Regions from separate parts of the Homo sapiens genome. Here regions 1, 2, 3 and 4 are each linked to region 5. A link is a contact called in ENCODE Hi-C or POLR2A ChIA-PET data. All regions are on one chromosome and are shown on one strand. Each heading gives the region's core, a stretch centred on a gene start or an enhancer-like site at or near the end of the contact. The rest is flanking DNA. Distances are from core to core; before and after follow the strand shown. Region 1 holds the start of IRF2BP1 (interferon regulatory factor 2 binding protein 1). Region 2 holds the start of DHX34 (DExH-box helicase 34). Region 3 holds the start of NAPA (NSF attachment protein alpha). Region 4 holds the start of NAPA-AS1 (NAPA antisense RNA 1). Region 5 holds the start of SLC1A5 (solute carrier family 1 member 5).

Region 1 (2,700 bases), core at 119-2,618, 900 kb after region 5:
GCAATCCTCCCACTTCAGCCTGATAAATCTTTTTTTTAAGGGAGAAAAGTGTTCAAATACAGGTAGTAGACAAAATTGTGAAACCATTTTAAAATTGTGAGGTCTGGGTAACAGAATCAGAGCTGCTGCGGTTCCAGTGGGACGGGAGGAGAAGGGACAAGCAGCCCCTCACTAGACAAAACCAGGGCCAACTGGTACGTCATTCAAATATTTTTGAGCACCTAACACGGACCCAGGCCTAGAGAAAGGGGCTGTTGTGGGTTGGAACCTGGAGACCCGCCTCCGCCCTTCCCCAAAGACAGCCTCGTCCAGTTCCCAATGCCTGGGAAAGAAGAAGGGTCCTCACAGCCTGATTGGGCCTTCCAGGTAGTGAGCGCTCAAGGTTGGGGAAAGGTTGGTCTGGTGTTTGCCCTTCCCCAGCAACTCCCTCCTCTTGCCCGTCACTTCTTAACCCCTTACTCTTCCCTCAAACTGGGGAGCAACAGAAGATAAGGGTCCCCCAAACGCCACGCTCCGAATGCACGTAAAGAGCCCCCAGAAAAGTGGGGGGGCGGGGGGTAGCCGGGAAAGTAGCGTGAATCTGGAAGGCCTCCCCAAACCTCCCAGAGGGCGGAAGTGCGTCACTATGTCCGACCCGCAGTGCATTTTGGGAATTGTAGTGAAGCGGGTGGGGGACGCCGAGCCCCCGATGGTGTAACCCTTTAGAGACCAGAGCGCGCGGGCAGAGCTGGGACAGGGTTAGAGGGCGGCCAGTCGCCCCACTCTTTTAGCAGAGAAACAACTGAGACAAGGCTCTGGCTCGGAAGCCCTTAGTCCTCTCCCTTCTCTGGCTGTGGCGGGCCCCAGAAGCATATATCTAGGATTCCGGGGGGAGGACGAAGTGCCAGGTGGCCACCCCCACCCCCACCTAGTTGCCAGCTTCCCGTCCCTGCTCTGAAGCCAATCAGGGCTTCTCCGCCCCGCCCCAGAAGCTGCTACTTTCCTAATCCGTCATTGGCCCACCTTTGCTGGGCGGGGAAACTGAGGTTCAGAGAGGGCAAGACATTTTGCCTAAAGCTGCACAGCAAATCCGAGCAGAAGTTGGAAGCCCGGAAGCCTGTCCACCCACCCCCACAATTTCTGAATCCGGAGTAGCTCTGATCATTTGTATTGCATCCTCGCCTACCACCTTTGTGTCCCAGCATCTTGCGGCGCGCTGAACTCCGGCCCCACGGAGAAGGTTGTAAGGTTTGCGCCGGCAGAGGCGACAACCCCCCCAGCCCGCGTCTGCCCGCCGTTCCCTTTAAGAGCCGGCCCCGGCGGGACTACGTTTCCCAGAAGGCTTTGCAGGCGTGTTATGTAACTTTCCCTGCGAAGCGGCCTCTGGGGCAGAAGAAGGAGGTGGAGGCGGCGGCGGCCGTTGCAGCGGCGGCGGCGAGAGCGGCGGGAGCCCGAGGCGGCGGCGCTCGCGGCCCATCGTGGGGCCCGAGCTGTGCGCCTCGGCTCGGAGCCCGGACCGGGCGGGGGCGCCGACGTGCCTCAGCCTGCCTTCGCGAGGGAGGCGGGAGTGAGCAGAAAGGCTTAGGGCCCAGGGGGCGGGGAAGGGGGGCCGGGCCTGGATCCGGCGGGGAGGCCGAGCCGGAGGCCGGACCGTGGCTCGCGCTGTCCCCGGGACGCGGATCGAACGTTGGCGGCGCGGATCGCACGTCGGCGGCCGGTGGAACGCGGGAGCTGGGCGGCGCGCGGACTGGGGCCATGGCGTCTGTGCAGGCGTCCCGCCGCCAGTGGTGCTACCTGTGCGACCTGCCCAAGATGCCGTGGGCCATGGTGTGGGACTTCAGCGAGGCCGTGTGTCGCGGCTGCGTGAACTTCGAGGGCGCGGACCGCATCGAACTGCTCATCGATGCCGCCCGCCAGCTCAAGCGCAGCCACGTGCTCCCCGAGGGCCGCTCGCCCGGGCCCCCGGCCCTTAAGCACCCGGCCACCAAGGACCTGGCGGCGGCAGCCGCACAGGGGCCCCAGCTGCCGCCCCCGCAGGCCCAGCCCCAGCCGTCAGGGACCGGCGGCGGCGTGTCGGGCCAGGACCGCTATGACAGGGCCACATCATCAGGCCGCCTCCCCCTGCCCTCGCCCGCCCTGGAGTACACTCTGGGGTCCCGCCTGGCCAATGGGCTGGGCCGTGAGGAGGCCGTGGCTGAGGGGGCGCGAAGGGCCTTGCTTGGCTCCATGCCTGGCTTGATGCCCCCTGGGCTGCTGGCAGCTGCAGTGTCTGGCCTGGGAAGCCGAGGCCTGACGCTGGCACCCGGCTTGAGTCCTGCCCGTCCCCTCTTCGGCTCCGATTTCGAGAAAGAGAAGCAGCAGAGGAATGCGGACTGTCTGGCAGAACTGAACGAGGCCATGCGAGGCCGGGCAGAGGAATGGCACGGGCGCCCCAAAGCAGTGCGGGAACAGCTACTGGCGCTGTCCGCCTGCGCCCCGTTCAATGTGCGCTTCAAGAAGGATCACGGGCTGGTGGGGCGAGTGTTCGCCTTCGATGCTACTGCCCGTCCTCCAGGATACGAGTTCGAGCTGAAGCTCTTCACCGAATACCCCTGTGGTTCCGGCAATGTGTACGCCGGCGTCCTGGCAGTGGCTCGCCAGATGTTCCACGATGCTCTGCGGGAGCCGGGCAAGGCACTGGCTTCTTCGGGCTTCAAGTACCTCGAATATGAACGCCGGCAT
Region 2 (2,700 bases), core at 47-2,546, 560 kb before region 5:
CCGTCTCTACTAAAAATACAAAATTAGCCAGGGTGGTGGCACCTGCCTGTAATCCCAGCTACTCTGGAGGCTGAGGCAGGAGACTCGCTTGAACCCAGGAGGCAGAGGTTGCAGTGAGCCAAGATCGCACCACTGCACTCCAGCCTGGGCAACAAGAGCGAAACTCCATCTCAAAAAAAAAAAAAAAAAATTCATTTTTGTTTTTTTGAAACAGGGTCTCACTCTGTCACCCAGCCTGAAGTGCAGTGGCACAATCACGGCGTACAGCAGCCTCGACCTCCCAAGCTCAAGTGATCCTCCCACCGCAGCCTCCCAAAGTGCTGTGGATGACAGGAGTGAGTCACCACGCCCTTTCTCATTTTCTGTTTGAATCTTTTTTTCCTCCCTTTTGTCCTTCCAGTATTCACTCTCCATCACCACCTCTCTCCATTTCCCCATCTAATACTTTATCTCCCAATATCAGAAGCTTTAGTAATAGCTCATGCTTACTTACTCACATTAACACACAGACCTATCCTATCTGCATGATCTATTCCTATCCCACACCTATGTACATACACACACACACTTTTCTCACGACTGTCAGGCACTATGATCACCCCCTATTTTACTGAGCAATAGAGAGGCTAAGTGAGTAGCCGAGTGTTACATGAGCCACTCAAATCCAGGGGTTCGGGCTCCACTCCCTCGCTTTTCCATTTCTCAGCATCGTTCTCCATTATCTCCAGCTTTTGTGGGGTTCTTCCTATTTCAACTGTCTCCATCCTTCCGTATCTCTCGGTCTCCCCCGTGATTCAGTGTCTCGTTTCTCCATCTAAATTCCATTTTTTCTGTTTCTAGTGTCCACGATCAGTTTCCGACTTTTCCCTCCACTCCCCAAGTTCATGGGCGACCACGCCTCTCGGCCTCGTGGGCTCTAAGACTCTCGCTGGAACCCATCGGCACTCTCGCCCACGCTCTCTAGTTTTCAGCTTCCCTCCTCTCCCAACACCCTCGTCTTTCAGTCCCTCAGTTTCTCGAAGCTTCTTTTCGTGCCTCCATTTCTTTCGGTCTCTGGCCTGTCGCCCAGGTTCTCCCAGGGACGCTCAGGTGCCATCTCTGTCCGCGTTTGCCGGCCCTTCGGCTGCCTCCTACATTTCTCCTCATCTCGAGACTTCCCTCGCCCCTGGACTCGCACCCCAAACTACCCCCAAGCGGCCCAACTCCGACAGCCATCGCCGCCACAACCCGGTACACCCGTCCCGCCCCCCTCACTTACCACACGCCGCGAACGCCTTAACTTCCGGTCCCAAGAGCGCTAGTCTTGCGCCTGCGCACACAGCCATCTCGTTCTGACCCCGCCCCGCCACCACAGAAGAGCCAATCGGAAGCTCTGGGCTGCCCAAGACCCATCTTGCGCCTGTGCACAGCACGCTTCCGCCCCGCCTCGCTTGGGGCGGAGCCTCGAGTGATTGCGCCCTCTAGAGGCCAGTAGAGGCATTGCGGTACAGACTTGCAAGCGCCTCCTCCCCGGCCCCGCCCTCTCCTCCCCAAGCATAGCCACGTGCGCCTCAGCTCCGGGACGCCGGGGTTTTAACCCAAAGAGAGAGCTGGTCTGGGGCCCAGGAACTTTTTTTTTTCTTTTGAGACATAGTCTCACTGTCTCCCAGGCTAGAGTGCAGTGGCGTTATCTCACCTCATTGCAATCTCCGCCTCCCAAGTTCAAACCATTCTCCTGCCTCAGCCTCTCGAGTAGCTGGGATTACAGGCGCACACCACTACACCTGGCTGATTTTTGTATTTTTAGTAGAGACGAGGTTTCACGATTTGGGCCAGGCTGGTCTCCAGCTCCTGATCTCAAGTGATCCGCCCGCCTTGGCCTCCCAAAGCACTGAGATTACAGATGTGGGGCATCTCACTCAGCCTCTACCTCTTTTCTTTCTACAACCCCATTTTCTGTTACCTTTCTCTGCAATAAACTCAATCACACACATTCAGGAAGACCCCCAAGTATAGAAACAATCTCATTAGCCAGCAATGCACCCTCTCTTTTATTAACTGAAAGAAGAAACAGCTGGGCACGGCGGCTCACGCCTGTAATCCCAACAGTTTGAGAGGCCGGGGTAGGTGGATCACCTGAGGTCAGGCGTTCCACACCAGCCTGGGCAATATGGCCAACCCCTGTTTCTACAAAAAAATACAAAAGTTAGTCGGATATGGTAGTGTGTGCCTGTAGTCCCAGCTACTCAAGAGGCTGAGGTGGGAGGATCGATTGAACCTAGGAGGCTGAGAGACTGAGGCTGCAGTGAGCCATGATGGTACCACCGCACTCCAGCCTGGGTGACAGAGCCAGACTGTCTCAAAAAAAGAAAAAAGTGTTGTTGTTTTTTTTTTCTGAGACGGAGTCTCGCTGTCGCCCAGGTTGGAGTGCGGTGGCGCGATCTCGGCCCACTGCAGGCTCCGCCTCCCAGGTTCCCGCCATTCTCCTGCCTGAGCCTCCCGCATAGCTGGGACTACAGGCGCCCGCCACCACGCCCGGCTAATTTTTTGTATTTTTAGTAGAGACGGGGTTTCACTGTGTTAGCCAGGATGGTCTCGATCTCCTGACCTCGTGATCCGCCCACCTCGGCCTCCCAAAGTGCTGGGATTACAGGCATGAGCCACCGTGCCTGGCCAGAAAAAAGTTCTATGTCTAAAAAAAAGAAGGACTCTAAAGTTTTT
Region 3 (2,700 bases), core at 126-2,625, 730 kb before region 5:
CTCAAATTGTTCCAGCTTTGGCCATTGGGAGTTCTTTCAGTTGGCTCCTTTGGCATACCCCCTAATTTTGTGTGTGAGCACACGTGTGGAATACTTCCTTCCTTTCTGGCACTACAAAGTTATACTGAGGTGAGCTATGATTGTGCTGCTGCACTCCAGCCTGGGCGACAGACCGAGACCCTGTCTCCAAAACCAACAACCCAAAGAGTGAGACCCTGTCTCAGAAACCAGCAACTCAATTTTCTGGGACAGCAGGAGGTGTGTTTGAGCCTAAACTTTTTTTTTTAGAGACAGAGTCTTGCTATGTTGCCCAAGGCGGGACTTGAACTAGACTCAAACTCCTGGGCCCAAGCGATCCTCTCGCCTCCCGAGTAGCTGGGATTATAGGCACGAGACACCGCGCCCATCTTCGAATCTGAATTTTTTTTTAACACGCTCTCTTCAGCTATTTTTTTTTTTTTTCTGAGACTAAGTCTCACTCTGTCGCCCAGGCTGGAGTGCAGTGGCACGATCTCGGCCCGTTGCAACCTCCACCTCCCCGGTTCAAGCGATTCTCCTCTCTCAGCCTCCTCAGTAGCTGGGATTACAGGAGTGTGCCACCACACCCGGTTAATATTTGTATTTTAGTAGAGCGGGGTTTCGCCATGTTGGCCGGGCTGGTCTCAAACTCATGACCTCAAGTGATCCGCCCGCCTCGGCCTCCCAAAGTGCTGGGATTACAGGCGTAAGCCACCGTGCCCGGCCCTCTTCAGCTATTTTTTATGAAACCAGAGTTAGAGAACCTCTTAAGTTTTTGTTTGCAGTCTCTCTTCACCGGTCTCCCCAAAGCAGTTCTAGTACTGGCCGACAGAGGGAGCAAGAAAAAGCAGAACGGTTTCCTTTTCCCACAAACGCCTTTCCAAGTGAAGAAACCGGCGAGACCAGCCGCGGGGGCGGGACTAAGTTCTGCGCAGAACTGTCAAACCCGGGCGTGGGCCCCGAGCTGTCACGTGAGTGTCTGCGGTCAGCTGACTGTGCCAGAGTTCCGCGGGGAGGGCGAGTGGGGGACCCCCCGCCCCAGCGCGAGCCGAGGGCTCCTGCTGATTGGTGGAGGAGGATCCAGCAGCAACACCGTGGGGCGGGGCCTCGGCGGGGGGTACTGCCATTGCCTTCCACAGGGTCACGTGGGAGGTGAGGTACAGAGCGCTGGGGAGAGAGTGGAGCGCCGTTCGCCGGTATGTGCGCATGCGTTGAGGTCTCTTGACGCCGATTGGGGGGTCACGAGTCACGGGCGGCGTGCGGCGGCTGGTGGGGGCGTGTCCGGCGGAGCGGGCGCGGCGTTACGAGGCCGCTGGTTGGCCAGCGCTAGTCACGTGGTTCCTGGCCGCAAGCGACGCGCGCCGGTGCGACGTCAACGCAGCCGGGCGAGTTTTACCGATCTGTGTTCCGCGGCCCGGCCGCGGCTGAGTCTTCCCAGGGTCAGGGTCAGGCGCTTTGCTGAGTCCCTTTGTGGCCGCCATGGACAATTCCGGGAAGGAAGCGGAGGCGATGGCGCTGTTGGCCGAGGCGGAGCGCAAAGTGAAGAACTCGCAGTCCTTCTTCTCTGGCCTCTTTGGGTGAGAACCGGGCTGAGGGGTCGGCCGGGACCTAGGCTGAGAGGACGAAGGAGTCACGCTCGGAGGTGGCGGGTTAGGGCACGCAGAGCTCGGGCCGAGGGGACGGAGAGGAACCTGCAATAAGGTGACATGGCCTGAGGCGGCAGAGGGGACGCAGGCTGAGGGCCAAGAGCCTGGGCCGGGGCAACACGGTTTGAGGAGAGACGGTCTGACATGGCGGAAGGGATTTGGGCTGAGGACACACGGACCGAGGCGACACTATCTTGAGGCGAGGAAGGGGACCCAGGCCGAAGACAGGCCAGCGGGCGGGGGAGAACCTGGACCGAGGGAGTACGTCCTGAAGCCTTGGAGGGGACCGGCCTGGGGGGACGGAGGGAGTCCGGGAGAGAAGCCAGGTCCAGAGGCTTTTCGGAGCTCTAGGGGAGTCTGTTTGAAGGCTCTCAGGCGGCAGTGATGGGGCCTGGGGCTGAGGACGCCTGCCCGAGGGACTGACCTTTTCAACCCCTGGAGCAGTGGATTTGCGTGGGCCCTGGGCGGTGAGGGTGAAGGCTGAAGGGGGCTGACACCAGGCAGAGGGGCTCAGGGCTAGATGATCCTAGGAGCGGTGAGCCGCGTCTGAAGTGTGGGGGGTGCATGGGGTGAGTACGGCCCTGGTTAGCAGTGACTAGTTTAAGGACAGCTGAACGGAGGAACCCGGGATGATGGAGTCAAGACTGTGGAGGTCTCAGCACTTTGGGAGGCCGAGGTGGGCAGATTATCTGAGGCGGGGAGTTCGAGACCAGCCTGGACAACATGGTGAAACCCCGTCTCTACTAAAAATACAAAAGTTATCTGGGCCTGGTGGCGGGTACCTGTAATCCCAGCTACTCGGGAGGCTGGGGCAGGAGAATCACTTGAACCCGGAGGTAGAGGTTGCAGTGAGCCGAGATCGAGCCACTGCACTACAGCCTGGGGGACAGAGCGAGACTCTGTCTCAAAAAAAAAAAAAAAAAAAAAGAAAGAAAGAAAGAAAAAAGCCTGAGGAGGCCTGGGTTGAGGCTGGAGACTCCTGGGTGGGGGAATGCGTGGTGGTGGCTTGGCCAAGGAGATGGAGGGATAACAGGGA
Region 4 (2,700 bases), core at 155-2,654, 700 kb before region 5:
CTGTCTCTTACATGCTCAGCACATAGTTTGTGATTTTTGACACATATTTTCTGAATGCCTGCTTTGTGTCAGGCCTTGTGTTCCAGGTACAGGCGATAAGGCCGTGATCAAGGGAGATCAGCCTGCTGCCTTCATGGAGCTTGCAGTCTGTGTGTGCTCGAGGTGTCCAGGACAGCTGGCCAACCCATGTCTTCTGGAAATGATACACAGATGTGCACATAGTACCCAAACCTCCATGGCCTTCTAGGGACAAAGCAGCACAGACAGGAACCCCTGAAGGCCCCAGAGTCGGAAACACCTGGTTTACATCCTGTCCCCACCACTTGCTAGCATATCAGTCAGTGGACTTACTCTTTCTGAGCCTCCATTTGATTCTCTCTAAACTGGGATAATAAACCTCTTTGTAGAGGTTTCTTTCTTGCAAAGATTAGTGAGACAGATTTGCAAAGGACGTCCGGGCACATAGTAAAAGCTCAATGAATCCTGAATAAGTGAACCGGCAGGGAGGGTAACAGTAGGCCCTTGCAGAACAGTTGTAAGGAATCAGATTATCAGAGCCAGCATGACTGTCACCAAGTAGGTGTTCGATAAAGGAGGTGGTTATTATAGCTGGATCATTTTTCCTTGGGGGCAAGAAGAATGTATTAATTATTTTAAAGGTGATACTGTTAAGATTATGAACTATAGGCCGGGCAAGGGGGCTCACGCCTATAATCCTAGCACTTTGGGAGGCCGAGGTGGGCGGATCACCTGAGGTCAGGAGGTCCAGACCAGCCTGGGCAACATGGCGAAACCCCATCTCTACTAAAAATAGAAAAACTAGCCAGGTGTGGTGGCGCCTGTAATCCCAGCTGCTGGGAGGCTGAGGCAGGAGAATCGCTTGAACCCAGGAGGCAGAGGTTGCAGTGAGCCGAGATCGCACCACTGCACTCCAGGGTGACAGAGCAAGACTCCGTCTCAAAAAAAAAAAAAAAAAAAATAGTGAACTGTGGAGTTACCTTGTTTGGTTTCCAGTACTGACCGCTCGTTACTAGCTGTGTGATCTTAGGCAAGTTACTTTACCCCTCTGTGCCTCAATTCCTTCATCTCTAAAATGGATTTAAGTACCTACCTCCACCCCCTTGCGAATTTTTAATAAAGTATTAGATGGAATGCACTTACAGTAGTTCCTGGCACATAAGGGCAATATTAAGTTTTATGATGATGATGATTCGACCTTCCACACAGCATACAGCGAGAGGCCGTGGCCACCACCTCCCATCTCTAGTCACAGACTCCTTATGGCAGCCCCTTGGTCCAGAAATGGAAAGGAGAAGAGAGCGCGGGCGCAGTGGGGCAAAGTCGCCTGGGAGGCCCGAGCAGGCGACCTGGCCGCCATCTTGGGAGAGGGCAACGCCGGCAGCTTCCGTACGTCATCAGCCCGCGCAACGGCCGGGCACCCGGCGGTTCAGGTCGCTTAGAGAGTCGTAGGTTGGGTAGTGCGGGTTGGGGCGGGGGCTGCGGAGAGGGTGCTTAACTGAGGGGCATGATGGGGGAGGCGGCCGTGGCCGCGGGGCCTTGTCCGTTGCGCGAGGACAGCTTCACGCGCTTCTCGTCGCAGAGCAATGTGTACGGGCTGGCAGGCGGCGCCGGCGGGCGCGGGGAGCTGCTGGCCGCCACCCTTAAAGGCAAGGTGCTCGGCTTCCGCTACCAAGACCTCCGACAGAAAATCCGGCCAGTGGCCAAGGAGCTGCAGTTCAACTACATTCCCGGTGGGTGGCGCTATGGTGCTGGGGGGCGGGGGCCTGGAACGTGGTGTTGAGAAGGCTTCTGAGGCTCTGTCTGAGCCGGGTCACCGTGCTGGAAGAATGGGATCAGGTGGTTTTAAGGGGGTCACTGGGATCAGCGGGCAGGCATAGTTGGGGCCCGGATGAGCCTAGGGTTTCAGGATTCTTCAGACTTACAGGTCAGGATCCCTAGTACCCAGGGAACAGAGATCAGGTGATGGTGGTCAGGACTCAGACCAGAGGGCATGATCATTGCGGTAGCCAGAGCTCACCATGTTGGGGAGATTGGAAGCATGAGTCTGCCTGACACTGAACTTAGAACTCTCCCCTCCCAGTGGATGCGGAGATTGTCTCCATCGACACTTTCAACAAGTCACCCCCCAAGCGGGGTCTGGTTGTGGGGATCACGTTCATCAAGGTACCTAGAGCCCCCTCCACCTCCCTTCGCCCTCCTCCTTACACACATGGTGAGTTCCACTGAGCCGCCCCGGATCCCTCCTGCCACCCCTGCCCTCCCCTGAACCCCGTGTCCTCCGCCAGGATTCAGGGGACAAGGGCAGCCCCTTCCTGAACATTTACTGCGACTACGAGCCCGGCTCTGAGTACAACCTTGACTCTATTGCCCGTGAGTGAGGCGTGGACGGGAGGAGGGAGAGAGTCCCCAGCAGGTCCCCCATGCTAACCTGCCTGTGCCCTGCCTACAGAGAGCTGCCTGAACCTGGAGCTCCAGTTCACTCCGTTCCAGCTGTGCCATGCGGAGTGAGTGTCCCCTGCGCATCGACGCCCACTCCACTGTAAATGTAGAAACCCTGGCTTCTCGAACCCCTTCTTTACTTACAGACCCCTGTAGTCTGTTTCCCCTTCTGGAAAATAAAGAGGTTGTACTAGATTAGGGATTGAAAACTAAAATGCCAGCCGGGCACGGTGGCTCACA
Region 5 (2,700 bases), core at 115-2,614:
CTGTCACCCAGGCTGGAGTGCAGTGGTGAGATCTCGGCTCTTCGCAACCTCTGCCTCCTGGATTCAAGCAATTCTTCTGCCTCAGCCTCCTGAGTAGCTGGGATTACAGGCATGTGCCACCACACCCAGCTAATTTTTGCATTTTCAGCAGAGACAGGGTTTTGCCATGTTGGCCAGGCTCGTCTGGAACTCCTGACCTCAAGTGATCTGCCCGCATCAACTCCCAAAGTGGTGGGATAACAGGCGTGAGCCACTGCGCCCGGCCGTATTATCTCATTTGAACCCTTGCAACACTCAAGGCGGTATGACTTATTATTATTCCCATTTACACATATGAAGACTGAGCCTCATAGAGGTTGTAAATTACCTGAGGCCTCACAGCTGCTGTAGGAGGAAGCTTCTGACATTACCACTACAATCTTTGAGCAAGCATGAAAGCCTGAAATGTCACAGAACAGGCTAGAGATGGGAAAGGAATGAGGATTTCAACACTGTCAGGTGGAGTAAGGAATCATAATTCATTGTTAACCTCCCAAACGGCCACTAACAGAGAATTTGGGGAGGCAGCAGAGTGGGTGCGGTTAGGGGCTTGGGAGGTGGGCATGCACGTGTCATCCTCTCTAGGTGTGGCCTCAAGGTGAATGACTTCCTCTGCCTCTGGGGTTCAAGCGATTCTCCTGCCTCAGGCTTCCAGTAGCTGGGATTACAGGCACGTGCCACCACACCAGGTAATTTTTGTATTTTTAGTAGAGACGGGTTTCACCATGTTGGCCAGGCTGGTCTCGACCTCCTGACCTCAAGTGATCCGCCCGCTTCACCTCCCAAAGTGGTGGGATTACAGGCTTGAGCCACGGCTCCCTAAATAAATACATCAATTTTATTTAAATCTTACAGCAATCATATGAGACAAAAGCTTTTAACACCTGCACTTTATATTCGAGGAATTAAAGTTCTCAGAGGCGACTAAAGACCAAACTCAGGGCTGAGGAGTTCCAAAGCTGAGTTGAGTTGCAAATGAATCACCGAGGACCACCGGAGCTTTCTAGCGACCCTCGCACCAGGGAACGAACCCCTGTGGTTTAAGGGCTCCAACCCACAACCCAGTTCCTTTGGCGGGAAACAGCACCCTCCCAAGGCCCCGCCCCTTCCTGGCCCCGCCCCGTCGTCTCTGGGCCCGGCTCCTGGAGATGGGTATTATTAATCTGCCTTCTATGGGGGACCTGGCCCATCTCGGGTATCAGCCCCGCCCCTACTCGTCCAGTCTCCGAACGCTCTGCAGCCAATCGGCGCCCGAGGGTCGGTCCCCGCCTTCTCAAGCCCCGCCCCCTACCCTTATCCCTGGCAGCTTCCGCTAAACGGGCTCAGAGCCACGCGGCACGCCCGGGAGGCTTTCTCTGGCTGGTAACCGCTACTCCCGGACACCAGACCACCGCCTTCCGTACACAGGGGCCCGCATCCCACCCTCCCGGACCTAAGAGCCTGGGTCCCCTGTTTCCGGAGGTCCGCTTCCCGGCCCCCAGATTCTGGCATCCCAGCCCTCAGTGTCCAAGACCCAGGCAGCCCGGGTCCCCGCCTCCCGGATCCAGGCGTCCGGGATCTGCGCCACCAGAACCTAGCCTCCTGCAGACCTCCGCCATCTGGGGGCACTCAACCTCCTGGAGCCAAGGGCCCCACGTCCCACCCAGAGAAACTCTCGTATTCCCAGCTCCTAGGGCCAAGGAACCCGGGCGCTCCGAACTCCCAGCTTTCGGACATCTGGCACACGGGGCAGAGCAGAGAAGCCTCAGCGCCCAGCCTGGGGAATTTAAACACTCCAGCTTCCAAGAGCCAAGGAACTTCAGTGCTGTGAACTCACAACTCTAAGGAGCCCTCCAAAGTTCCAGTCTCCAGGTGCTGTTACTCAACTCAGTCCTAGGAACGTCGGGTCCTGGGAAGGAGCCCAAGCGCTCCCAGCCAGCTTCCAGGCGCTAAGAAACCCCGGTGCTTCCCATCATGGTGGCCGATCCTCCTCGAGACTCCAAGGGGCTCGCAGCGGCGGAGCCCACCGCCAACGGGGGCCTGGCGCTGGCCTCCATCGAGGACCAAGGCGCGGCAGCAGGCGGCTACTGCGGTTCCCGGGACCAGGTGCGCCGCTGCCTTCGAGCCAACCTGCTTGTGCTGCTGACAGTGGTGGCCGTGGTGGCCGGCGTGGCGCTGGGACTGGGGGTGTCGGGGGCCGGGGGTGCGCTGGCGTTGGGCCCGGAGCGCTTGAGCGCCTTCGTCTTCCCGGGCGAGCTGCTGCTGCGTCTGCTGCGGATGATCATCTTGCCGCTGGTGGTGTGCAGCTTGATCGGCGGCGCCGCCAGCCTGGACCCCGGCGCGCTCGGCCGTCTGGGCGCCTGGGCGCTGCTCTTTTTCCTGGTCACCACGCTGCTGGCGTCGGCGCTCGGAGTGGGCTTGGCGCTGGCTCTGCAGCCGGGCGCCGCCTCCGCCGCCATCAACGCCTCCGTGGGAGCCGCGGGCAGTGCCGAAAATGCCCCCAGCAAGGAGGTGCTCGATTCGTTCCTGGATCTTGCGAGGTCAGCTCCCGCTCCCCCGGGAGGTGGGGAAGAGTGTTACGGATGGCGGGAGTGGTCACGTGGACAGGACGGGGCTTTGGGGCCCCTGGAGCAGAGACTTCCCTCTAGAGTCTTAGGAAAACTCGACAGGATATTGAGGGGA

The links. Hi-C counts contacts between places; a loop is a spot of excess contacts on that map. ChIA-PET counts read pairs that join two places held with the same protein, here RNA polymerase II (POLR2A). Pooled maps may share reads with other maps.
Region 1: a pooled map shows a loop between it and region 5 (7-fold over the local background). The contact joins the promoter of IRF2BP1 here to the promoter of SLC1A5 in region 5. A Hi-C loop is called at or near these places in 1 of 37 single-sample maps with no recorded cell type and 5 of 50 pooled maps. POLR2A ChIA-PET finds 5 or more read pairs at or near these places in 1 of 52 experiments (activated CD4-positive, alpha-beta T cell).
Region 2: a loop to region 5 is called in a pooled map, with 10 times the contacts of the local background. The contact joins the promoter of DHX34 here to the promoter of SLC1A5 in region 5. A Hi-C loop is called at or near these places in 2 of 37 single-sample maps with no recorded cell type and 4 of 50 pooled maps. POLR2A ChIA-PET finds 5 or more read pairs at or near these places in 1 of 52 experiments (activated CD4-positive, alpha-beta T cell).
Region 3: a loop to region 5 is called in a pooled map, with 8 times the contacts of the local background. The contact joins the promoter of NAPA here to the promoter of SLC1A5 in region 5. A Hi-C loop is called at or near these places in 1 of 37 single-sample maps with no recorded cell type and 6 of 50 pooled maps. POLR2A ChIA-PET finds 5 or more read pairs at or near these places in 1 of 52 experiments (BJ).
Region 4: a loop to region 5 is called in a pooled map, with 6 times the contacts of the local background. The contact joins the promoter of NAPA-AS1 here to the promoter of SLC1A5 in region 5. A Hi-C loop is called at or near these places in 2 of 50 pooled maps. POLR2A ChIA-PET finds 5 or more read pairs at or near these places in 2 of 52 experiments (B cell and Panc1).

What each region holds. Positions count from the first base shown.
Region 1 is chr19:45,884,809-45,887,508 of GRCh38, reverse strand. IRF2BP1 (interferon regulatory factor 2 binding protein 1) reads left to right here and starts at 1,368. Exons shown (of 1, transcript NM_015649.3): 1 at 1,368-2,700. The coding sequence starts at 1,735. RefSeq lists enhancers at 544-593, 654-893, 1,044-1,193 and silencers at 1,354-1,833, 1,874-2,113.
Region 2 is chr19:47,347,911-47,350,610 of GRCh38, reverse strand. DHX34 (DExH-box helicase 34) reads right to left here and starts at 1,296. Exons shown (of 17, transcript NM_014681.6): 1 at 1,259-1,296. RefSeq lists an enhancer at 552-1,456.
Region 3 is chr19:47,513,738-47,516,437 of GRCh38, reverse strand. NAPA (NSF attachment protein alpha) reads left to right here and starts at 1,375. Exons shown (of 11, transcript NM_003827.4): 1 at 1,375-1,595. The coding sequence starts at 1,498. RefSeq lists an enhancer at 727-996 and a silencer at 1,087-1,426.
Region 4 is chr19:47,482,986-47,485,685 of GRCh38, reverse strand. It overlaps NAPA-AS1 (NAPA antisense RNA 1), which reads right to left and starts at 1,404. Exons shown (of 4, transcript NR_038452.1): 1 at 1,162-1,404. KPTN (kaptin, actin binding protein) reads left to right here and starts at 1,467. Exons shown (of 12, transcript NM_007059.4): 1 at 1,467-1,751; 2 at 2,102-2,184; 3 at 2,307-2,391; 4 at 2,471-2,525. The coding sequence starts at 1,526. It also overlaps a transcript of NAPA not described here. RefSeq lists enhancers at 1,093-1,222, 1,253-1,542.
Region 5 is chr19:46,787,258-46,789,957 of GRCh38, reverse strand. It overlaps SLC1A5 (solute carrier family 1 member 5), which reads left to right and starts at 1,364. Exons shown (of 8, transcript NM_005628.3): 1 at 1,364-2,558. The coding sequence starts at 1,993. RefSeq lists silencers at 1,047-1,206, 2,177-2,226, 2,237-2,286 and enhancers at 1,152-1,446, 1,095-1,696.